Linked DNA regions of Homo sapiens: all the other regions are linked to region 2. A link is a loop called in an ENCODE intact Hi-C map of the cell type or tissue named here. Cell type or tissue: chondrocyte. All regions are shown on one strand. Region 1 overlaps R3HDM1 (R3H domain containing 1). Region 2 overlaps MAP3K19 (mitogen-activated protein kinase kinase kinase 19). Region 3 overlaps R3HDM1 (R3H domain containing 1).

Evidence for each region. Peaks named below come from ENCODE experiments on the same cell type or tissue, not always from the same donor. Only the 100,000 strongest peaks of a DNase experiment are listed, where the experiment ranks them.
Region 1: it touches region 2 in a loop (7-fold over the local background); 97 of 110 quality-filtered maps call a loop at or near these places.
Region 3: a loop joins it to region 2, with 5 times the contacts of the local background. A loop is called at or near these places in 31 of 110 quality-filtered maps.

Annotation. Positions count from the first base shown.
Region 1 is chr2:135,706,603-135,714,602 of GRCh38, forward strand. It overlaps R3HDM1 (R3H domain containing 1), which reads left to right. Exons shown (of 27, transcript NM_001378107.1): 22 at 2,831-2,934; 23 at 3,457-3,629. Among named protein-coding and RNA genes, the nearest start is that of UBXN4, 31 kb to the right of the region's middle. In chondrocyte, CTCF peaks have their summits at 3,471 (motif pointing left) and 3,721; no DNase peak of the experiment used is centred here.
Region 2 is chr2:134,999,580-135,007,579 of GRCh38, forward strand. It overlaps MAP3K19 (mitogen-activated protein kinase kinase kinase 19), which reads right to left. Exons shown (of 13, transcript NM_025052.5): 6 at 5,856-5,952; 7 at 358-436. Among named protein-coding and RNA genes, the nearest start is that of MAP3K19, 44 kb to the right of the region's middle. In chondrocyte, a CTCF peak has its summit at 4,838 (motif pointing right); a DNase peak (open chromatin) is centred at 4,877.
Region 3 is chr2:135,597,926-135,605,925 of GRCh38, forward strand. It overlaps R3HDM1 (R3H domain containing 1), which reads left to right. Exons shown (of 27, transcript NM_001378107.1): 2 at 4,575-4,783; 3 at 6,881-7,091. The coding sequence starts at 6,921. Among named protein-coding and RNA genes, the nearest start is that of MIR128-1, 63 kb to the right of the region's middle. In chondrocyte, CTCF peaks have their summits at 3,184 (motif pointing left) and 3,383; no DNase peak of the experiment used is centred here.

The sequences.
Region 1 (8,000 bases), 710 kb after region 2:
CATCTGTTTAGCAAAGCACATCTTGCACCGCCCTTAATCCATTTAACCCTGAGTGGACACAGCACATGTTTCAGAGAGCACAGGGTTGGGGGTAAGGTCATAGATCAACAGGATCCCAAGGCAGAAGAATTTTTCTTAGTATAGAACAAAATGAAAAGTCTCCCATGTCTACCTCTTTCTACACAGACACAGCAACCATCCGATTTCTCAATCTATTCCCCACCTTTCCCCCTTTTCTATTCCACAAAACCGCCATTGTCATCATGGCCCGTTCTCAATGAGCTGTTGGGTACACCTCCCAGACGGGGTGGTGGCCGGGCAGAGGGGCTCCTCACTTCCCAGTAGGGGCGGCCGGGCAGAGGCGCCCCTCACCTCCCGGACGGGGCGGCTGGCCGGGCGGGGGGCTGACCCCCCCACCTCCCTCCTGGACGGGGCGGCTGGCTGGGCGGGGGGCTGGCCCATTCATAGTTTTATGTCAGGACTTTTCAGGAAGTTTGGGGATAAATGGGATTATTTGAGATTGATGTTTCATTTTTCTGTTAAAGGGTAGGATATCAACTTTGAATGACTAGGCCTGGTGCTTTACTTTAAAAGTCCTTCTTTCCCTCCTGTCTTCCAAAGGAGGAGAAACTTGTGAAATTACTATAGAACTGATTCATCTCTGGTATAATATATTTGTATTTTTAAAGAGAGAGTGTAAATACTGACTTCTGTGCTTTCTTTTTTCTAAAGTGTTTAAGTGATTTAAGAGGGTGTCTCATTGCCTAGTCTATGTCCCTTGAATTATCTATACGTCTCTCAGAAGATAAGTAGAGGCCTGGAACTCATTTACATAATTCTAAAACTTGATTCTTACTCATTTACCTAACGGGTAATCTAGTGCTAGAAACCCACTAGAGTGGTAAAATGAAATCGCAGTTTGTAATTTAGTAGAGTATGGGCTATATTGCTTACTTCAGTGACCGACCTGAGTATTCCCTTCCCTTTGCAGGATGGCTTGCTTTCACCCACATGTCTCAGACCTTAGCAAACAAGATCAGAGTGAGGGGCATGGCTCAGGAGAGCTGTTCACATGGGTTAGAACAGAGCCTAAAAAACCTTCCACCTCTGGGGACCTTTCTGTTTTCCTCAATTTCGGCACATTTACAGACTTAAGCTGTATTATTTCCACAGGTAGCTAATACTTATATTACACATTACAACCATAATTAACATAAATTTCAGAAAGTACTGTTTTCACTTATGATCCAAAATCACTTTCTATTAAATCCTCCCTTTATATCTCTTTTTCCCTTTTATTGAACCGCTCTGAGTTACTGCCCCTAAAAAGGCATAAAGCTTTACTAATTCTTATTAACTGTCAGCCTGAAAGACAGAATTAACTTTTTATTATGGAAATCTGTAAACATATATAAATATAAACAGAAGTATACTGAACCCATATATGCCCATCACCAATTATGTAATTACTAATCTGTTTTCATATAAATCTCTGCCTCTTCTCCCTCCAATATTAGTTTGAAATAAATCCCAGGCATCATAGTATTTCATATCCATGAGTATTTCAGCATATGTATCCCTGAAGGATTTTTTAAATCCCACATAATATCATTTTATATCTTAAAATATTGAGGTTAATTCATTAATTACATCAAATATCCAGTTAATATTTGTATTTCCTTCTGCCCCGCAAATATTGCTTATGTTTTTACACATTTGTCTTAGAGTTTCCCATATTCTGGATTTTACCGATTGCGTCATCATACTGTCATTTAACATGTCTTCCTGTATTCTCTGTAATTCAGTAGTTTTGTATAAAGTTTAATGCAATTATACGAGACACAGGTGCAAAAAGTTATTCCAACTAAATTAAGAAATACTGTTTTTGTAAGACAGCTTTTTAAAATGACAAAGACAATAGAGTTTTAGATATAAATTATGGCTCTCAGTTACTCATGAATTCTCAGAATAGTATCATTCTGTGGTTTTTAACTATTATAAAAAAATTCTAGAAAAAACTTCAGAGATAATGTTATGACAAACCCCATATTAATTTGAGTCTGAAAGACTGCTCAGGCCAGGTGCAGTGGCTCACACCTGTAATTCCAGCATGTGGGGAAGCTGAGACAGGAGGATCACTTGAGGTCACGAGTTCAAGACCAGCCTGGCCAAAATGGCAAAACCCCATTCTACTAAAAATGCAAAAAGTAGCCGGGTGTGGTGGCAGACACCTGTAATCTCAGCTACTTGGGAGGCTGAGGCAGGAGAATTGCTTGAAGCCTGGAGGCAGAGGTTGCAGTGAACTGAGATCGTACCACTGCTCTCCAGCCTGGGTGACAGGGCAGAACTCTGTCTCAAAAAAAAAAAAAAAAAAAACTAACTGTTCAAAAATACAGCAGTAACTTAATGGTTTCACACTAATAGCCTTTAATTTTTGTCAATATTTTGTTAACTATGTCAGAACATGTTCTGTTGTTTCCTCTATTCTTAGTAATTAGTCTCGCTCTGTCGCACAGGCTGGAGTGCAGTGGCGCAATCTCGGCTCACTGCAAGCTCTGCCTCCTGGGTTTACACCATTCTCCTGCCTCAGCCTCCTGAATAGCTGGGACTACAGGCACCTGCCACCACGCCCGGCTAATTTCTTGTATTTTTAGTAGACATGGGGTTTCACCGTATTAGCCAGGATGTTCTCGATCTCCTGACCTCGTGATCCGCCCGCCTTGGCCTCCCAAAGTGCTGGGATTACAGGCGTGAGCACCGCGCCCAGCCCATTCAAGAATGTTTATAGTCATCCTCCTCTCATTATGCTGTTTTTTTGTTTTTTCCATAGCTCTTCAGTAGGTTACCTGCAACATCCAGGATCAGAACAAGTACAATTTCCTCGAACCACTTCACCATGCAGTTCCCAGCAGCTTCAAGGCCACCAATGTACAGGTATAAAGAAATCAGTGAAAATAAGATGATTGGTTCATATGAGAAATAGTTCGATTACTTTCCTTAGGCATTTCTACAAAAAGCTTCTCAATTTGTGATGTGCTGAAATACACCCACAATATTGAGGGTGCTGTACTGAATCATAGTTAACATGTGCAGTCCACTTCTTCCTTTCCTTCTACTGCTGCTATCACAGTACTATCCTGATTCTCCTTTCTCAGAAGTATTGATACTCTCTAGGGTTATTTCCTATGCCTTCTGTCATTACTCTTCCAGCTGTTCCTGTTTACTCCAAATTACCTTTATGATAAGTGAGATGTTTAGGCCTACAGAGTCCATCTTAATGCCTGTTTAAACACACAATACTTGTAGTGTGATGCACTAGGGCTTCAACCTGGTTTTCTTAGTTAATAGTAAAATTTTATTCAGAAATGTAAAATTACTACTGTTATCCTAGTGTTCAGAAACACCAACTAGTTGCTAAAATATTCTGACTATAGCATCCTAAATTCTGATTTTCAGCTGGACCACCACCGCCACCTGGTGGGGGGATGGTGATGATGCAGCTCAGTGTACCAAACAATCCACAATCTTGTGCCCACTCACCCCCGCAGTGGAAACAAAACAAATATTACTGTGATCACCAGAGAGGACAGAAGTGTGTAGAATTTAGCAGTGTAGACAATATTGTCCAGGTAAGATGGTTTTGTTCATTATCATTTTGAAACGTTACATTTTTGTTACCTAAGATTGACTTATAAGGCTTGAATTTGAAATCCCGTCAGCCAGATTAATAAAAGAATTTGGGCCAGGCGCGGTGGCTCTCCCCTGTAATCCCAGCACTTTTTGGGAGGCTGAGGCACGGGGATCACCCAGTTTCAGACCAGCCTGACCAACATGGTGAAATCCCATCTCTACTAAAAATACAAAATCAGCTGGGTGTAGTGGCACATGCAAAAATACAAAATCAGCCGGGTATGGTGGTAGCATGCATCCCAGCTACTCAGGAGGCTGAGGCAGGAGAATCGCCTGAACCCAGGTGAGTGGAGGTTGTAGTGAGCCAAGATCGTGCCATTGCACTCCAGCCTGGGCAACAAGAGTGTAACTCTGTCTCAAAAAAAAAAGACGGAGGAAAAAAAGAATCAGTGTTTAAATATTATTTGCTAACTTCTGCGTATTCAAAAAAGTGTTTTCTAACTTAAAAAGATAAACTAGATCTAAAATTTGGTGAAGAAAAATAAGCATTTATCCTACCTTTCCCATATGACTATATATTAATGTAACCAAATAGTTGATAAGGGAATGTTCTCTGTAGAATAATCCAGTTAATAAATGCAGAAGCAATGGTAGAATTAGAAAATTGCCAGAAAATCATCAGCAGATCCTAAAAATATTAGATTAAAAAGTTTTGGTTGAGAAACTGCTCACTTTAAAAAAAAATTTTGAGAGGTATTTTAAATGGATGAATTAGAGAGACAGCCCTGAATCCACTGATCAGTTGTAACATCACTAAAAGTGGGCCAGCCAAACATTATTTACCTCTTCATGTGGTATAGAAGGAAGTACACAGCATTACTTATGATATACTCTTACCGAAATTTGAATCTATTCAAGCCTCTAACCCTAGCTACTAGTTTATGGGAAATATAAGAAGAAACAAAAACAAATTACCTGATACCTGATACCAGTGGGACATTTTACTTGACAAATTGGCCCTGTTACTTGAATAGATGGCATTTTGAAATAGGAGCTTGGTCTGTTATACATTAAAAGAGACTCAAGAGGTATAATATCAGATATAATGTATGGATCTTATTTGGATATTGAATGATCAAAAGACATTTTTTAAGGCCAGGCGCAGTGGCTCATGCCTGTAATCCCAGCACTTTGGGAAGCTAAGGCAGACCTGGAACGCAGGAGTTCGAGACCAGCCTGGGTAACATGGTGAAACCCTGTCTCTATAAAAAATACAAAAAATTATTCGGCCATGGCAGTGTGCACCTGTAGTCCCAGCCACTCAGGAGGCTGAGGCAAGATTGCTTTATCCCAGGAGTTCAAGGCTGCAGTGAGCTATGATCATGCCACTGCGCTGCCCCCTAGCAACAGAGGGAGACCCCAACTCTTTGAAAAAAAAAAAAAAACCCAGGCACAGTGGCTCATGCCTATAATCCCAGCACTTTGGGAGGCCAAAGCGGGCAGATCACCTGAGGTCAGGAGTTTGAGACCAGCCTGGCCAACATGGAGAAACCCCGTCTCTACTAAAAATACAAAACTTAGCTGGACGTGGTGGCGGGCACCTGTAATCTCAGCTACTCAGGAAGCTGAGGCAGTAGAATTGCTTGAACCCAGGAGGCAGAGGTTGCAGTGATCTGAGATCGTGCCCTTGCACTCCAGCCTGGGTGACAGAGCGAGACTCTGTCTAAAATTAAAAAAAAAAAAAAAAAAAAAAAAAGAGTTGTCCGTTAGATATAAATGTTTGTATACTGAAATATTTACAAGTAAAATGCTGAGATTTGCTTTAAATACTTCAGGAAAAACAAAGCCAGGGCGATCACAGTTGAACCTGGATGATGGGTACATGGAATTTCATTATGCTTTTCTATCTATACTTTTATATACTTGAAATTTTATAGAATTAAAAGGTTTTATCTTTTGTTGAGAAAAGGTTACCCTCTGACACCAGGCTGGACTGCATTTGCACAGTCACAGCTTACTGCAGCCTCAACCTCCTGGGCTCATCATTTAGAGACAGGGTCTGGCTCTGTTACCTAGGCTGGAGTGCAGTGGCATGTTCTGGGCCTACTGCAGCTTCCATCTCCTGGGCTCAAGCCATCCTCCCACCTCAGCCACTTGAGTAGCTGAGACCGCATGCACACCACCATGCCCAACTAATTTTTTTTTTTTTTTTTTTTTTTTATAGAGATGGGGTATTGCCGTGTTGCCCAGGCTAGTCTCAAATTCCTGAGCTCAAGCGGTCCACCTGGCTCAGCCTCCCAAAGTGCTGGGATCATAGGCTTGAGCCGCTTTACCCAGCCAGGTTTTAACTTTTTTTAAAAGATACAGGTTGGGCATGGTGGCTTACGACTGTAATCCCAGCACTTCCGGCCGGGCACGATGGCTCACGCCTGTAATCCTAGCACTTTGGGAGGCCGAGGTGGGAGGATTACGAGATCAGGAGATCGAGACCATCCTGGTTAACATGGTGAAACCCCGTCTCTACTAAAAATACAAAAAATTAGCTGGGCGTGGTGGTGGGCGCCTGTAGTCCCAGCTACTTGGGAGGCTGAGGCAGGAGAATGGCGTGAACCTGGGAGGCGGAGCTTGCAGTGAGCCAAGATCGCCCCACTGCACTCCAGCCTGGGCAACAGAGCAAGACTCCGTCTCAAAAAAAATAAATAAAAATAAAAAAAATCCCAGCACTTTGGGAGGCCAAGGAGAAAGGATCACTTGAGTCCAGGAGTTCAAGAGCAGCCTAGACAACATAATGAGATTCCATCTCTATAAAAAAATTAAAAATTAGCCAGGTGTGGTGGTATACACCTGTAGCGCTAGTTACTTGGGAGGCTGAACCAGGAGGATTGCTTGACCCTGAGTGGTAGAGGCTGCAGTGAGCTGTGATCACACTACTGTACTCCAGCCTAGGTAACAGAGTGAGACCCTGTCTCAAAAAAAACAAAAGGAGGGGGAACAAAGGTTATTACAGATCAGCTCACAAACTACCAATGGCCATTAAACAGATGAAAATATAAAACTACTTTTCATCTATATAATTGGGAAAATTCAGGAAGACCAATAATCTGCCGTAGTAATAGTTTGGCAAAGATCAAGTTATAAGCTCTGGGACTCTCTTTGTGGTAGTGTAAATTGGTACAGCTCTTTGGAATGCACTTTGGAGACATTTTTCAAAATGTAGAATTTGATCCACAGATATGCTTCTGGAACTTTACCCAGTAAAAATTAAATAATAAGTGCAAAAATATGTGTACAATATTTCTTTTTTCCTGTTGTAATATTGAAAAACTGTGAACAGTCTTGACATTCACCAGTGGGTAACTGATTATTACTGTGCCATTTAGGAAAATGCCCTTAAGTGTGTAATACTGAAAAGAATAAGATAAACCTACTATTGAAATGGTAGTTTGTAAATAACCAGTCTCCATTAAAAGGAACTAGGGCTCCTTAGAAAAATAACTGTTGCCAGAGTTGGTGCAGGGAAAGTACCAGATGGGTGTAGGCCATCTTGGCTATGCCAGAAAGTAAGGAAGGGATGGAAGAAAAATAGGGACGTCTTGAAGAATACAGGATCAGGAGTGGAGGTTTGGGGCATAAAACAATGATAGAAATGAATGATCATCCATAGAATAAAATAAGAATTCATGAGTCCATACTGATAAAAATCAATAAATGGAAAATGAAACTGTCTTACCTTAGTGTAATATAAAGTGATAAATGTAGAATCGTGAAATTAAAAGATCACCACCAAGAAAACCATCAGGCAAGAGTCACCACTAGAGGCTACAAAACTAGTGGGTGAAATTCTGAGGAAAAGCATAATTTTTTTTTAAAGTATCTCCCTACAAGATACTTAAAACTACAAAGGAAAAAAATTGTAATTTACAGTGGAGAAACCTGATAGGCACCATGTTAACAAAGCAGTCGAAGTAAATATCACCAATACTGTGATGAGAGATAGACGTCAGGTTCCTTCTGATGTGATCCATTGAGAAGGACACATTACTTCTCTGGTGTTCCTTTCCCAAATATATAACATGAACTTTTTAATGAGGAGACAGCAGACAAACCCAAATTGAGGGACAGTCTACAAAATAACTGATCTTCCAAAACAAATCTTCAGAAATGTCAAAGTCATGAAAGAAAGAAGAGACTGTGCTGTTCTGCTTCAGATTAAAGAAGATTAAAGAGCCATGACAACAAAATGCAGCCCTTGATTCTAGTCTGGATTCTGGACTTGAAGGGAAACATTTTTCTTATCTTTTGCTATAAGGGACATTAGTGGGACACTTGGCAAAATTTAAATTAACTGTAGATTAGATAATACTATTGTA
Region 2 (8,000 bases):
GAACCACATTCTAAGTAGCTCTGCCCTGCAGTAGGGTCAGCAAACTACAGCCCGGGGACCAAATCCAGCCTTCAGCCTTTTTCTGTAGCTTTAATTGGATCACAGCCACACTCATTTGTTTACATATTGTCTATGGCTGCATTCAAATGACAGTTGCAGAGTTGAATCATCACAACAGAGACCATATGGCCCACACAGCCAAAGTGTTTATGATCTGGCCTCTGCCACATACTATTTATTGTGACCTCTACTTTTAAGCATTATTATGGATTCAATTACTAATAATGTAGGTTGCCATATGACTATCATTGCTTCATACTTCATTTCAAATCTGATACTTCAAAGAATATTCCTTACTTCTTTTCTTTTAAGTCTTCTTGGCTCATTTCTTGGGGAGGACTGACATCTCTTGGAAAAGTTACAGTGATCTCAACACCTGTAGAAACATACCACAGTAGTAGAAGGAAGAAAGTAATGAATTCCAGCGGAAAGCGGGAGACGTACTTTATTTCTGTTTGGCTAATCTCTTCTTAATGATTACAAAATGGACATTAATCAGGAGCTGAGGTTTAGCCATCTTTGTATCTTTCCTGTTCAGGATATGATAGATCCTAAATAAATGCTTGCTTAAAGAGCAAAAAACCATATAATAATATTTTACAGATGTAAAATAAAGTTTTATAACAAACTATGTTGTCCTCAGGATGGAGAAAACAGAACCACCTTCTATAAAGTGTAACGACACCTATCTCCCAGAACTATTGTGAGCATTCAATGAGATAATTTATGTAACACCAAAGATGTTTGCTTGTATTTGTAATTTTGGTCATCTCCTGTCTCATTTCATGAACTAATTTCCAGAATAACCCTTAAGACAGAAAGTTCCAACTTATAGAATACGCGCTTGCTCACAATATAAGATGTTAAGCAAAATTATGTAAAAAACTAGTGTGAACTATTCTAACATTGCCTGTTCTTTAAGGTGTGTTCATTCATTCCTTTTTTCCATTTAACGAACTTTTATTAAGGATATGCCAAGCCCAGCACTTAGTGCTGAAAACAGGGAAATAAACAAGATGCAGCTGAGGCCCTAGTAGAGCTGATAAGAAAATAAAGAATGCAGTGAGATAAGCACTGTGATAGAAGCAAGTGGTGATGTGGGAGCAGAGAGGCGTGTCCTTCCGGGAGGACGCAATGCTTGCCCCGGTATTCATTTCTATCCATTTATCTGTCAGAGCCATTTATTCACTCAATCTGCTTGTGCCTGGAGGAGCAATGGCTGTATGAGCTCCACTAATTAAAGGCTGGGGAAGGAGTATCGCAGGGAGGATAAGGTTAAGGTGTGAATCAGACATCCCTTTTCTGCCACTACCTGGGTGACCTTGGGAAAGTTGCTTAATAGCTATCATCATTATCTAAATTAGTAGATTTTTATTATTTTAAAGGACTTTGGATATATTTGTGTAATACATAGGAACTACCATAGTGAAAGCATTTTTGTTGTTCAATTTTTATACCTGTGCCATTTAATGAAACAAGTGCATTAAAAAAAAAAACACAGTAAAAAATTCCAAAATGAAAAGTTTTGTTTACAATCAGGCAAATGATAATAGTGTTTACTATCATTGTTATCCAATATTATGTTTTGTGCTACCATAAAAATGTAGCTAGCTTTGGTTTTCTTAATGTTTCTCAAAGGAGACAACTTGATTGCATGTTTTCTAATACTATACAATTGCATGGAACACTTGTCTAAAAATGAAGTTTCCCTGGAATAGTCCATTGTTTTTTAAGTTTTCAAAGAGGCTATCACCAGACTATGTAGCAAAAAATGAGAGACTTGGAATTATTGAGCTGGAAGGAACTTAGAGGTCACCTAACCCAAGCCTTTCGTTTTAGAGACGAAGAAACTGATAGCAATGAGTTTGCATGACATGCTCAAGGTCGTTCTCCTATTTGAAAGGAAGATGGATGTCTTTCATAATATTTTTGTAGTTATCCTTGAGTGCAAACACCTAGCTGACATGTTAGAGTGAGAAAAACATACAGCATACATTCCTAAAAACTAAACTGTCAGTGAAAAGGATGTTCTGGTACAAAAGCTAAATGTATTTAGTTCTTTGCTGTGGAAGTTAGAAAACTGAGTGTATTCACATGAACCATATTTAAGAACAACTGTACTTTTGCAGTTGTCAAGAATTAATAAACCCAGAATGTTTTCAAACAAATGTAATGTGCTTCAAAGTCTGTTCATCAGCTGACTTCTTTTTCAAACCAAGAAACAAAGATATAACAAGCACATGTAAGAAATACCTGCCTTTTAAGATATTGTTAAGAGCTAATGGCCACCGTCCTAATTGTTGGTCCTAAATTGGAAAAAAGATTACAGAATATTGATTCTGAAATCCACTAGAAACATACAGATGTTCTCTTTGTTCTGCCTCTTGAATACTGTGAGTTGCTGACGTTGCTGTGGATAAGGCCTCTCAAGCTACCCAGTAGGCCAGGGAAGAGGATGCATTGTCACAGGTAAAGACAAAACACTTGCTCTTAGCAAGTGCATTTTTCACATAATGAGGGTAAATTAACGCTATCAGAAAATATTACCATAGAGAGAAATTAAAAGACAACATTTCAACATAGCCACGAATATATTTTCTTTATAGAAGAGGTGAAAATGACATTCATAACCAGTCAGAAAAATGATCATTAATTTGTTGTTGTTAGTGTCAAAACCATTATTAAAACAAAAACTTAAAATCAGGCCCAGCTTAACTGATTTCAATAAAGAAAAATTATTTTCTCCAGAAAAGCCTTACTTTCCTGTTTGGTCTCCTTATTTTATTTTATTTTATTTTATTTTATTTGTTAAATTTCCGTGGGTACATAATAGGAGCATATATCAATGAGGTCCTTGTTCTATTTCAATGGATGTGCATATCTGTCTGGATTGCGAGCATGGAGGTTCAAAATATTTTGATGCCATCTTCACATTTTGATGATTTCCTAAATTGTGAAGCTCAACACAGACTTTAAAAAAAAAAAACAGCTGTATTTCCGGCTTCCTGCGCTGCTAGATTCAGAAAGCTTACTTCAGAGACTGATGCATGTGAGTTACATGAAAAAAGATAAGGTGCAGGCATGCTGTGTGCTGATGTGGGTACCAGCAGAGGGAGGGGGTTCTTACATTGATAGTGGGAGCGGCTCTCTGGTTATGGCAGACGTGGCATGATTTGAGGGTCAGTAGCAGCCAGTTTTGAAATGCAGTTATGGGAATCCTTCCTGACAATCCAACCTGGGGCCTTCCTGTTATGGACTGGATGTTCTGAATGTTTGTGTCCCCCACCGCACATTAATATGTTGAAGCCCTAACCCCCAAGTGTGGCTTATTTGGAGATGGGGCCTCTAAGGAAGAAACGAAGGTTACATGAGGTGTCAAGGGTGGGGCCCCGATCCAGCTGGATTTGTGTCCTTCTAAGAAGAGAGCTCACTCACTTGTGCTCTGCCTCTGTGTGCACAGAGGAAAGACCACGTGGGGACAGACCAGCCATCTGCAACCAGGAAGAGAGCCCTCACCAGAAACCCATCCCTGCTAGAATCTTGATCTTGGACTTCCCATTCTTAAGAACTGTGAGAAAATAAATGTCTGCTATTTAAGCCCCCCAGTCTATGGTATTTTGTTTTGGCAGCATGAGTGGACTAAGAAAGTTCCTCTCCTCTGGTTTTTCAATGGTATATGAACTTCCTAATATCTTTCAAAATTCCCTTCCTTTTTAACCCAACCAAGAGTAGGTTCTTGTATACCTGCAACTACAAATCCTGATGAATTTATACTGAATTAAAATATTTTTAAGCCCATTAGTTTTAGGGAATAGGCTCTCTTGTTCACTCATGAAAACAGTAAATTTGTAGGCTCAATTTCTAGTCTATAAGATTTGTGTCTGTTATGTTCTGAGAAAATAGTGTTTGTTTGTTTGTTTGTTTGTTTGTTTTGAGACGGAGCCTCACTCTGTCACCCAGGTTGGAGTGCAATGGTACAATCTCAGCTCACTGCAACCTCCGCCTCCCGGGTTCAAACGATTCTTCTGCCTCAGCCTCCCGAGTAGCTGGGATTACAGGTGCGCACCACCACACCCGGCTAATTTTGTATTTTTAGTAGAGACGGGGTTTCACCATGTTGTCCAGGCTGGTCTTGAACTCCTGACCTCAGGTGATCCGCCCACCTTGGCCTCCCAAAGTGCTGGGATTACAGGCGTGAGCCACAGTGCCCGGTCCATTTAAAGAGATTTAAACCGATATTTAAAATGAATATAATGGACAATAATATCTAAAACACTTTTATTTCAGAATTTCTGATTAGAAAGAGTAGCTAGCTCAACTGAAGTCTCTATCAACTGTGAGATGCAATTTTATCAGGAAGAGAATTGCTTCTTCCAAATGTGTAACTCAAGTTGTTAAAAGCTTAAAACTGAAATAACTTAGTGGAGATGCCTCATAAGTATTATGGCTCCCATATGAAAACTGAAAATATTGCAAATCAAGTTTAAAAGAATGACTAACATCCCAAATGGTGAGTTATCTCCATATGGAGCAGAATAAATGAAATATTTAACCTCCTGGAAGGTGCTTGGGACACCATTAGGCTTCTAAGAGCTTGGCTTTGAAGTCTATGAAAGTCGAAGGAGGACTGCAAGGACCGTTCTGAAGGGTTTCGGGGTTTATTTTCTTTCTGTTAGCTCTTTCAGGCTTAATGGTTTTCATAATTTTAATGGTTACTAAATTACTCTCGGCCCTCAGCCTGGGGAGGGAAGATTCCCAGTGGGCGTGAGAAAGGCAGGCGGCTGCCCAGGAGAGGGCAGCATCGCACCACCTCCCGGAGGAGACGCTACTCGGGAGAGCTGCAGCCTTCTGAGAGGTGCGAAGGGATGAGAAACACGGGCATCAAAGAGGGCGGCTTCCCTGGAGTGCTAGAAATAGAAGCCAGAAGATTGCCCGGGAGAAATTGCAGCAGTTCAAATAAACATTTACTTTAAGAAGGTTATGGATGAATAGATGACAGACAAATGGGATAGCCGTGGCAACTATGCTCTGAGGCGAGAATCTGCAAATACCTTGTGGTCTGTTAAGTGCAAGGGCACTTACGGTGTGACAGGATAACATGTTTGAAATGGGTGGTGTTCTGGAAGATTCCAGACTTATGGCCTTGTAAATAAAAGACCGAGACTTGGGGACTTTCAGGTCTCGTACACTCCCCCACCTTCCCCTCAGGGACAACGGCTCATGGAGACACGTGTGGTTCCGGAAGGGAACCGATCACTGAAGCCGCTGGAAGATTCTGAGAGGAAGAAATTGGGGAAAGGATGTTATCAGACAAAAAGAAATGGACAGGGAATGGGTCGGCTGAGCTGGAGTGAGGTGGAATAAAAGAGCCAGAGAGCATTTGCCTATTCTGGCCAGTCAAGCTGCCTAGACCCACTGATTCAGATATGGACCAAAAGGTAGTATTGTGAGTGGTTTTTCTTCTCCTTTGGGCTTTTTCTGTGTTTTCAAACTTATTTATTATAATTTTTTTAACTTTTATTGCAAGAGTTAAGCTCAGGGGTACAAGTGCAGGTTTGTTCCATAGGTAAACATGTATCATGGGGTTTGTTGTACAAATTATTTTATCACCCAGGTATTAAGCCTAGTACCCATTAATTATTTTTCCTGATCCTCTCCCTCCTCCACTCCCTCTACCCTCTGATAGGCTCCAGTGTATGTTGTTCAAACTTCTACAATAAGCCCTTCTGAAATTGGAGAGAAGCCCATATGATAATGTTATCTTTGTAAACACATCAAGGAGTAAAGCCCAGTACCTTCTGTCCTGGGTTGCCAGTCCTGTCTACCACCACTGGGATCTTCTTCTTCATTAACCAGTGTGGAATGACTGCAGTCACCATCTTGGTCGAACTCCTGCAATATCATAAAATTCAAAACTCAGTTATTAGTTATTCGATGTACCAGTTTGTTGGCAGAGTGAATGTTGATTTTTCTGGGCTAAAGATTTACACCATGGATTCCTTTTAAATTGGATAAAGTATTTAGGACTAAAATAATAAGAAAGTATCTGCCCTTGGAGCACTAGGCTCAGACAGTCATGGTTGTGATTAATTGCATAATCAAAAATGAGGAGCAAAGCTGAAATCACATCGACACATAGAAACTCAGTATTTTATACTTTATCATCTCAGTGCCCAGGCTGCTAAGCTGCCCCAAATTCCATCTGGGTAGGTAACTGGAAAGAATCCTTTGGCCACAGTCACAGTGAACAACCCCAAAGGAGCATGATCTTTTCCATAATGCCTCCCTGGGGCATCATTTACATATGGCAAGAATGGAAATCCCTGCCCCTGTGGAAGCTACAGATATAACCCTAGACTGAAAGGAGGCAGCAAAGCTGATTAAAGTCTTCCCTATGACGGCGTTCTGATCTAAATCATGGTGCATAACCTCTTAAACTTCCTTTTCACTCTCTAGAAAATAATCATTATAGTTGAAAACCAACTTGATTTACAAAAAGTACTCCAAACATTTTAAAGAAGAAATGTTTTCTTAGTAGAATTCATTGTTTTTGATAGTTTCCTTCATTCGAAGTTATAGCTGATGATTTTGTGCCTTTAAATTTCTAGAACCATGATAGATCCAAGTAATAGTTAAAACATCCCATCACAACCCGAATGTTACAACTATCTGTCTGGTTTCTATGATCTAGGTGGACTACCTATTTAAGGGGACTGATGGACAATAAGTCTTTGCCCTAAGTGCTCAAGCCTGTCATCTGAAATGTCAGAGAAGTGGCGAGTCACAAAAATTCTCTGATAGCTCATTTATTAATTCCCAAGAGAGCTAGGAAATTTCTTGCTTTTCTCTCCTTGTTCATTTTAATTGTCGTAGCAAATAATAAAAGTTGGCCAGGCATGGTGGTTCACTCCTGTAATCCCAGCACTTTGGGAGGCTGAGGCGGGTGGATCACTTGAGCTCAGGAGTTCGAGACCAGCCTGGGCAACATGGCAAAACCCTGTCTCTACTGAAAATACAAAAATTAGCTGGACGTGATGGCACACCCCTGTTGTCCCAGCTACTTGGCAGGCTGAGGCAGGAGGATGGCTTGAACCCGGGAGGTCAAGGCTATGGTGAGCTAGGGTCACGCCACTGCACTCCAGCCTGGGTGACAGAGTGAGACCCTGTCAAAAGAAAGAAAAGAAAAGAGAGAGAGAAAGAGAGAGAGAGAAAAAAGAAAAGAAGAAGAAAAGAAAAAGGAAATAAAAGTAAAACCTGGCCAGGCATGGTGAGTCACACCTATAATCCTAGCACTTTGGGAGGCCGAGATGGGTGGATTGCTTGAGGCCAGCCTGGACAACATGGTGAAGCCCCATCTCTACAAAAAATACAAAAATTAGCCAGGCATGGTGGCACGTGCCTGTAGTCCCAACTACTCAGGAGGCTGAGGTGCGAGGATCATTTGAGCCATAGGAGGTTGAGGCTGCAGTGAGCCATGATTGCACCACTGCACTCCAGCCTGGGCAACTGAGTGAGACCCTGTCTCAAAAAAAAAAACCAGAAGTAAAACCCTCCATTTATACAGTCATTAAAAATATTTTAGGTATTCAATCATAATAACTTAGTTGTCATACCTTACTTTTATTCAGCAGTTTATACTTAAACATTGTTTTTTAATTTTTATGGGTACATAGGTATATATATTTATGGGATACAGGAGATATTTTGATATAGGCATGCAATGCATAATAATGACATCAGGGTAAATGGAGTATTCATCACATCAAGCATTTATCCTTTGTGTTACAAATGATTCAATTATACTTTTAGTTATTTTTAAACGTACAATTAAATTATTACTATAGTCACCCTGTTGTGCTATCAGTACTAGTTCTTACTCTTTCTTTTCCTTTTTTTTTCTTTTTGTTCTCTCATTGGGTTGATTATTCATTCTTTCTAGC
Region 3 (8,000 bases), 600 kb after region 2:
TGTGTTGTGAAACCAAAACTTAGACCCCAAGTATAATAAGTGATATTTTGAATTGTCAGTGTCAGTATTGCATTTTTGTTGTTAATACTTCTAACTAAAATTTTCACTAGAGAAACTACTTGTCTTTAGACTTCATATATACTAGTTTGCCTTTGAAAGTGTTGATCCTAATTCTGCCTTGCTTTGTTTCATAGAGGAAGGTACTTAACCATGCATATTTATCATTTGTAAGCTACTGCCTTCTCATTGTTCCTTAGCCACAAACTCTGAATCCTTATTGCCACCCAAGTTTGCATAGTTGGTACTCATCATCACAGGCGATAGGAGGATTGAGAGAAAGAAACAAAATGGTTATATAATTCCTGGCAGTTCTGATAGTTTGGTAGTGATTACTCCTGGTGACCATTAATACAAAGTTAATAGTACTATCTTCTTGTACACACACAAAAAATACATAGCTCCTCTTCATGTGAAAAGAATAAGTTTACTTTGTCTTAAGTCCAGTACAAAGGAGTTACCATGTCATAATTACTCTTGAAATGAAAGTGCTCCGTAAACACAAATTGCCCCTCTTCTTGGTACCTACAGATGATGATACAGTATTGCGGGTAAGAGCCTGAAATGGAGCACTAGTCTGTCCAGTTCAAATCCTGTTTTCCATACTTACTGGCTGTGTGATGTTGGACAAATTACTTGATTTTTCTATCTGCCTTAGTTTCCTAATCTGTTGTAGGACAGAGTGATAATAGGACATACTTCTTAGAACTGTTGTGTGAGTTTTAAATGAATTCATTATGAAAAATATTACCACAGGGCCAGGCACATGGTAAATATATGTATTAGTATTTGGTTTTGATGGTAGTTGTTTGTATTCTTTTTTAGCTTACCTGTTCCTGTCATTCCCCCATCCTTTTCTTTCCTTTGATTTATAAGACCTTCTTTGCTTTCAACATTTTGACCCTTTCATGTTGGAAATAGTTCATATGTATCATCTGCCTTTTGTTTATGTTCTATTTTATTATACAGGAATTTTAAAACTTTGTTCTAAGTTTTATAACTATTTACCTTTAATGGCTTCTAGATTTTGGTGTCACACTTGGGAAGGACTTTCCCACCCAAAAATTATAAAAAGATTTCCTATATATCCTTGTGCATTCATAGTTTTACTTTTTTAAGGTTATGACCTTTAATTTTACCTGTAATTTCCTTTCATTTATGGTTTCAGGTAAGTGCCATCCTTTTTGTGCATATGTAAACATACATGTGGCGTTTCTCTGGTTATCTACCTGGTAGCACAGGAATTATATATAAGCACATCTCTGACTTGTCCCTAATAAATAGCATGTTGACAATTAGAATTTTTTTTTTGAAGTTGAATATGAATTTTGAGCTCATATATCCATCTCTCTTAGGTTGACAAAGATTCTGAAAAATTCAGTTTTTAAATTTCAGTAATAGTAGGAACTGAGATATATACTTGAATGTCTATATTTTGTTCATTTTTTTCTCTAAGTTGTCTTCCTAAATTTTGTAAGTTCCTAAGTATCTTTCACTTACTGTACAACTATTTATTATATTAAGACAGTACATTTAATGGACTTCTAAATGTTGTGTTAGAGACATGATGTGCCATGTCTATCTTGTAGCTTTCTATACTTGACACCCACGTGCCCACACAACCTTTGGCAAACTGAGAAGTGTAGGCTTCATGGGTTTACCAAAAAGGGGTTTGTTTTTGTTTTTCCAGTGAGTACCAAAAGCTGAAACATCCCTTTTACTTGAAGATTTGGAGAGGGAAAACATTTTTATATCAAACAAGTTCATTAGCTGGGCAAAGTGGCTCACACCTGTAATCCCGGCACTTTGGGAGGTTGGGACGGGGGATTACTTGAGCGCAGGAATTTGAGACCAGCCTGTGCAAAATAGCAAGACCCCGTCTCTACAAAAACAATTTAAAAATTAGCTGGGCATAGTGGTGGGCACCTATAGTCGCAGTTACTCAGGAGGCCGGAGTGGAAGGATAGCTTGAGCCTCAAAGGTCAAGGCTGCAGTGAGTCAGGATTGTGCCACTGAACTCCAACCTGGGTTACAGAGTGAGACCTTGTCTCTAAAAAAAAAAAAAATTAAAAATTAAACTAGTGCATTAATATTTTGGAGAAGAATACAAAGTTCGTATGATTTTTTTTTTTTTTTTTTTTTTTTTGTAGAGATAGGGTTTGCTATGTTGCCTAGGCTTGTCTTGAACTCCTGGTCTCAGTGATCCTTCTGCCTCCACCTCCCAAAGTCCTGAGATTACAGGCCTGAGCCACTATACCCAACAGTTTGTATGAATTTTTAATATTCAATTAGAAGCCTTCAAATGAGAGCCATACACAAAAATGCTAAGCCGCTTGTACACAGTGTTAGGCCTCCTGTCAGTCTACTGCTGTGTAGTGGTAGGGGTCAGGACACAGCAAATTTAGGCTCAGCCAACTGCTGATCTAAAGGGATTCTGACCAGAGAAGACAGCTAACATTTTTGGAGGGCCTGCCCTGGGAGAGAGGCTGTGGTCCGTGCTCTACATTTAAATCAGTCAGTCCTCACAACAAACCTAGAAGCTAGATATTCTTTTTTCCACTTTGCAGATCAGAAAACTGCAGCTCAGAGAGATTAAGTTATTTACCGAAAATATAACTGGCAGAGCTGGGATTTAAATTATCGTCTAATGCTAGTGCACTTCCCTTTCTATTGCCATTTCTATATGCCATTGACTCCTTCCCAGGCAATAACTGGTCATTTTCATTCTGAATCATTCATTATTTAGTCTGTTATCAAATGGTGTGGCATATTACCAAGTTTTGGTCACACATACTGGTTGTGTGACTTTGAAGAAGTCATTTGACTTCTAGGCAATAATAACTTGAATGCTGAATTACAATATTGGACTAGGTGGTCTCTCAGGTTCTTTGGGGTTTCATGGAACCTTGGGATCCTAAGAGGATCTTCTAAGGTGTTCACCTCTTCGGTTTTGCCCCTTCCTCACTCTCCCCTGCAGCTATTGCCTTATCTAGTACCTTATTTATTTCTTAAATGGATTAAAAACCTTGCTTTTATGGAATTACAAAATTAAGAGATTCATGATAAAATTGTAAAGTCACTTTACAAAGAACACAAATAATTTGGTTGCTTAGAGAATGCTGCCATCTTGTGTCTACCATTTTATGAGATAAAAAGCTAAAATGGAGAAAAAATACTTGAAGGATTTTTGTTTTGTTTTGTTTTTGGTGGAACTTAATCATTTGATGTAGTGGCTGGAGAATCTTGGTCAGATTGAGATGACACGGTATCAATTAAAAGTTTTTTGATATTTGTTTTTGATACCCCCTTTTCTATTATCCTTGTGTCAAACATTGTGAAATCAAAATGTGAAAAGTAATGTAAGGATATATCGGGTTCCAAGTGATTGTATTTCAAAATGGTTTTTGAAGAGTTAGTATAAAATGTGAGTTACTCTATAATGCATGCTTGGCTGTCTTGGTATTAGGTCTCTTGGTGCTTAGATCTCATTATATGCATATATGTATGCTTAGCTATTTCACCTTAAAATGTACTATTCTGTTTATTGACAGCAAAATTGTCAAAGGACAATGGAAGAGGTAAATAATCTTTTTAGAGTTGTTTACTTGCTAGGCTATATTCATTCATACCGAATAAATATAAAATAAAACCGACTTCAAAAATATAACATGGAGAAAATTTTGTATTTGGGGATTTTTGTTTTGTTTTGTTTTGTTTTTGCTCTGCCATCCAGACTGGAGTGCAGTAGCATGATCATAGCTAACTGTAACCCCCAACTAAAGCTATTCTCCCACCTCAACCTCGCAAGTAACTAGGACTGCAGGTGCACACCCCTACACCCAGCTAATTTTTTAATTTTTGTAGAGATGGGGTCTCACTGTGTTGCCCATGCTAGTCTTGAGCCCCTGGCCTCAAGTGATCCTCCTGCCTTGGCTTCCCAAAGTGCTGGGATTATAGGCACAAGCCACTGCACCCAGCCAACTTTTTTTTTTTTTTTTTTTTTTAGAACAGACAATGTGGGTTTCATTAAAAATGTTAAATGGCTTGTTATTTTTGTTTTATTTTTTCTTTTGTATTTTTAAAAATCTAGAATGTTATTACGGTTCAAAATTACAGTCTTAAGTCCATAGAGTTACACAGCTCTAGAAGAGAACTCTAAAAATGATGGTTCTTGGAGTTAAAGTGTTTCTGATTATGATCTTTTTTCTCTCTCTTTATCTATAGATACTATCTCAATTATAACCCTGACTGCATTGTAGCTTCTCAGTACATATCATTTTCTTTCCTCTTCTCTCTTCTGCTTTTAACTAATCAATCCTCTCGGCCTCAGTGACTTATTCAGGTTCACAAAGCTAATATATGTTAGAATTCATTGTTACTCAGTGTTCTGACTTTCGTTTAGGAAAATAATGTAATAAAACAACTGACAGTAATATTTTTAATTTCTCAGTTTCATGTGGAGTGTTCCATTTCCCTTGGCCATTTTGTTAAAATGGTTTCTTTTGTTTTCATTTTAGGCCACGGAAAGGTATGATATATTTGATCCAAGACAGTCCATTCCAGTCCGGGAATCTACAGTGGTGACAAGGACATGGGACTCCTCCTGCCAGATTACAGATGGTTCACTACAGTTGACATCCTGGCTGACAACTGTGAAAAAGAACCTTGGATTATTTTATTTTATTTTTGTGGGACACCACAATCCCAAATCCAAAGGACGCATCAGGTAATGCTTCCCTGTCATTCAGAAAAACATATTTTTCTTACAAAATCTCACCTATAAAAAGCAAGAAGCCAGTGTCTTAAGTAACTTCACCACCCTCTCCCTACTTTGCAGCTGTTTGTTTTCGGAATGAACCAATTAACTTTTGTATGGGTTATAATTAAGGAAGACATGGTTTTCTTTTTTTAATTCAGTTCAGTCTGTCTGTGACTTTAAGACCTACTTCTCTTTGGCTTTTTTAACTTTTGAGCTGTATTTATCAATTCCTAAAATCCATTTATTTATGTATTTATTGAGATGGAGTCTCACTCTGTCACCCAGACTGGAGTGCAGTGGCGCGATCTTGGCTCACTGCAACCTCCGCCTCCCAGGTCCAAGCAATTCTCCTGCCTCAGCCTCCCAAGTAGCTGGGACTACAGGCTTGCAGGCACGTGCTACCATGCCCAGCTAATTTTTGTATTTTTAATAGAGATGGGGTTTCGCCATGTTGGCCAAGCTGGTCTCAAACTCTTGGCCTCAAGTGATACACCTGCCTCAGCCTCCTAATGCACTGGGATTACAGGTGTAAACCACTGCACCTGGCCCTAAAATCCATTTAGATTGCAAAACATTCTTTCAGGAAATGAACTTTTGAATTTTTCAAATTGATATAGAGAAAATAAGTTTCACTGGTTTCCCCCCCGCCACAAGATTTTATTACGAAAATTTTCAGAAATATAGAAAAGTTGAAAGAATTTTACAGTGAACATCCCTATAACCACCCCTTGATTTCACCAGTAACATTTTAGCATACTTGCTATAACCTATATCTGTCTATCCCTCTATATATCAATCTGTTCATTTTTTTTAAAGATGCATTTCAGAATAAGTTGTTTATATAAAGTTCTGCCATTATTGGGTTTTTTTGTTTGTTTTGTTTTGTGACAGAGCCTCACTCTGTCACCCAAGGTGGAGTCTAGTGGCGTGATCACAGCTCACTGGAACACACGCCTTTTGGCTTCAAGCAATTCTTGTGCCTCAGCCTCTTGAGTAGCTGTATTATAGGCATGCACCACCATGCCTGGCTAATTTTTGTATTTTTAGTAGAGTCTGGGTTTTGTCACGTTGCCCAGGCTTGTTTTGAACTCCTGAGCTCAAGCAATCCGCCCACCTTGGCCTCCCAAAGTGCTGGGATTACAGTCGTGACCCACCGCAGCCGGCCAAGTTCTGCTGTTTTTATTACATTTTTTGCAGCTTAAAATGAGTGCTATCTTTAGCTTAATCTCTGATACATTAATCCAGTGCAAAACCAGTGATTTTCTTAAACTCACTAATGACATGAAAATATATTGGAATCTTATGTATTTGATTTCCTGTGGATTCCATATTCTAGAGTGCCTGGATAATGTGTTGTTTGGCATTGAATCACTTAATTCAGGAGAGTTTTCAATGCTTTCTTCATATTGCTGAACATATTTGTTAATCCAGATTTACAAGTGTATTTTGTAATAGAATGTTACTGTTTATTTTTAAATTATTTCCTTTTGGAAATATTTCAGGGTAATTTAAGAAATTTGGAATTTTAGGAATCCAGATGAAAAAGCTATTATAGGTATCCCTTTGGAGAAAAAGATTTCTAATGTCTTCTAAATACACATATATTATTCTCCAGCCATTACCTTCTACCTTGATCTGGCTCGGTCCTTAATGTTTCTTAAGAATTGCCACAAGTATATGTGCATCAAAATCACTCCATATTCTTTTTTTAAATGTAAAAAAAACACACTTATGTGTTAGCAATAGGGTCTTGCTATGTTGCCCTGGTTGGCCTCTGCCTCCTGGACTCAAGCAGTCATCCTGCCTGACTCCCAAGTAGCTGGGACTACAGCTGGGTACCACTGTGCCTGGCTCACATACTTTCTATAGCTCTTTTCTCACTGTATTGTGATCTTTTTTTTAATTTGGATGTATCTAGCACAAAATTATATACTCCTTGAAATCAAGAATTTTGTTCCTGTCTATATTCAACATTATTTCTGGAACATAACAGACAGTAGGTCAGTATCATGCAGTAACTGAATGTAAAAAAGTTTCAAACTGTATTAATTTTTTTTTCTTAAGGCTTCAAGCTCCCTGTAGAATTCGAAAATAACCTTTTCTAATGAGGATGTCTGATACTGTTACTGTAAAAGATGAAACTGCAACAATGAAGGATTTGGAGGCAGAAGTGAAAGATACAACCAGAGTTGAAAATCTTATCAAATCAGAAAACTATGGGAAGATTTTGGTAGAGAAGAATGAACATTGTATTGAGAACAATATAGATTTGCAGGTAAACAGGAATTTTTCTCTGGCTACAAATACTAAATATTCAGTATATATTTATGTTTATTTTCATACAAAACTCACTTCTCAAAATTCTAAAAGGGTAAGTTGACCCTTCGTGACATGCTTACTAGCTGGTTTTGGAGCCAGTTGGATTAGCTTGCTGTGAGTCTTAACTTGGCTTGTATCATGTAATATACTTCTTTTTATTTGTATGTGGCTAGTGCATTTTTATTGGCTTTCTACTTTCTCATTCCACCCTTTTCCTAATTACCAGTGCTGTGAGAGTTTTGAACTCTCACAGTTAAATTTTGAGTTTAACCTAAGAGCTCTTAAAGGAAAGACAAATAGAATACAATAAAACTGCAGACGAACTATTGGCAAAAACAGCCCTCAGGGGGTTCCTCAGTCACTCAACCTGACTGACAAAAAAGATTTGTGGGCCCGGGGGAAGTTAATGCTTTTAATGCTGTGCATATATAATGACTTAGAGCTAGCCACTGAGAAGGCTTCTAATTCCAGGCATAAATGGAAATTGAGTTGATTAACAAATTGAAGATAGGTAAAAATGGTCCCAAGTAATAGCATTTCTAGTACTATTCATTTCTTTGGTAAGGTTTTCCAGTTATCTATTTTCTCAGAATGAAGGGCTAACACTTTTAAACAATTTATTTTATTTTATTTTATTTTTTTGAGATGGAGTCTCTCTCTGTCGCCCAGGCTGGAGTGCAGTGGTGTGATCTCGGCTCACTGCAGCCTCCCTCTCCTGGGTTCAAGCAATTCTCCTGCCTCAGCCTCCCGAGTAGCTAGGACTACAGGCATGCACCCCCACACCCGGCTAATTTTTCTATTTTAGTAGAGATGGAGTTTCACTGTGTTGCCTAGGCTGTTCTAGAACTCCTGAGCTCCGGCGATC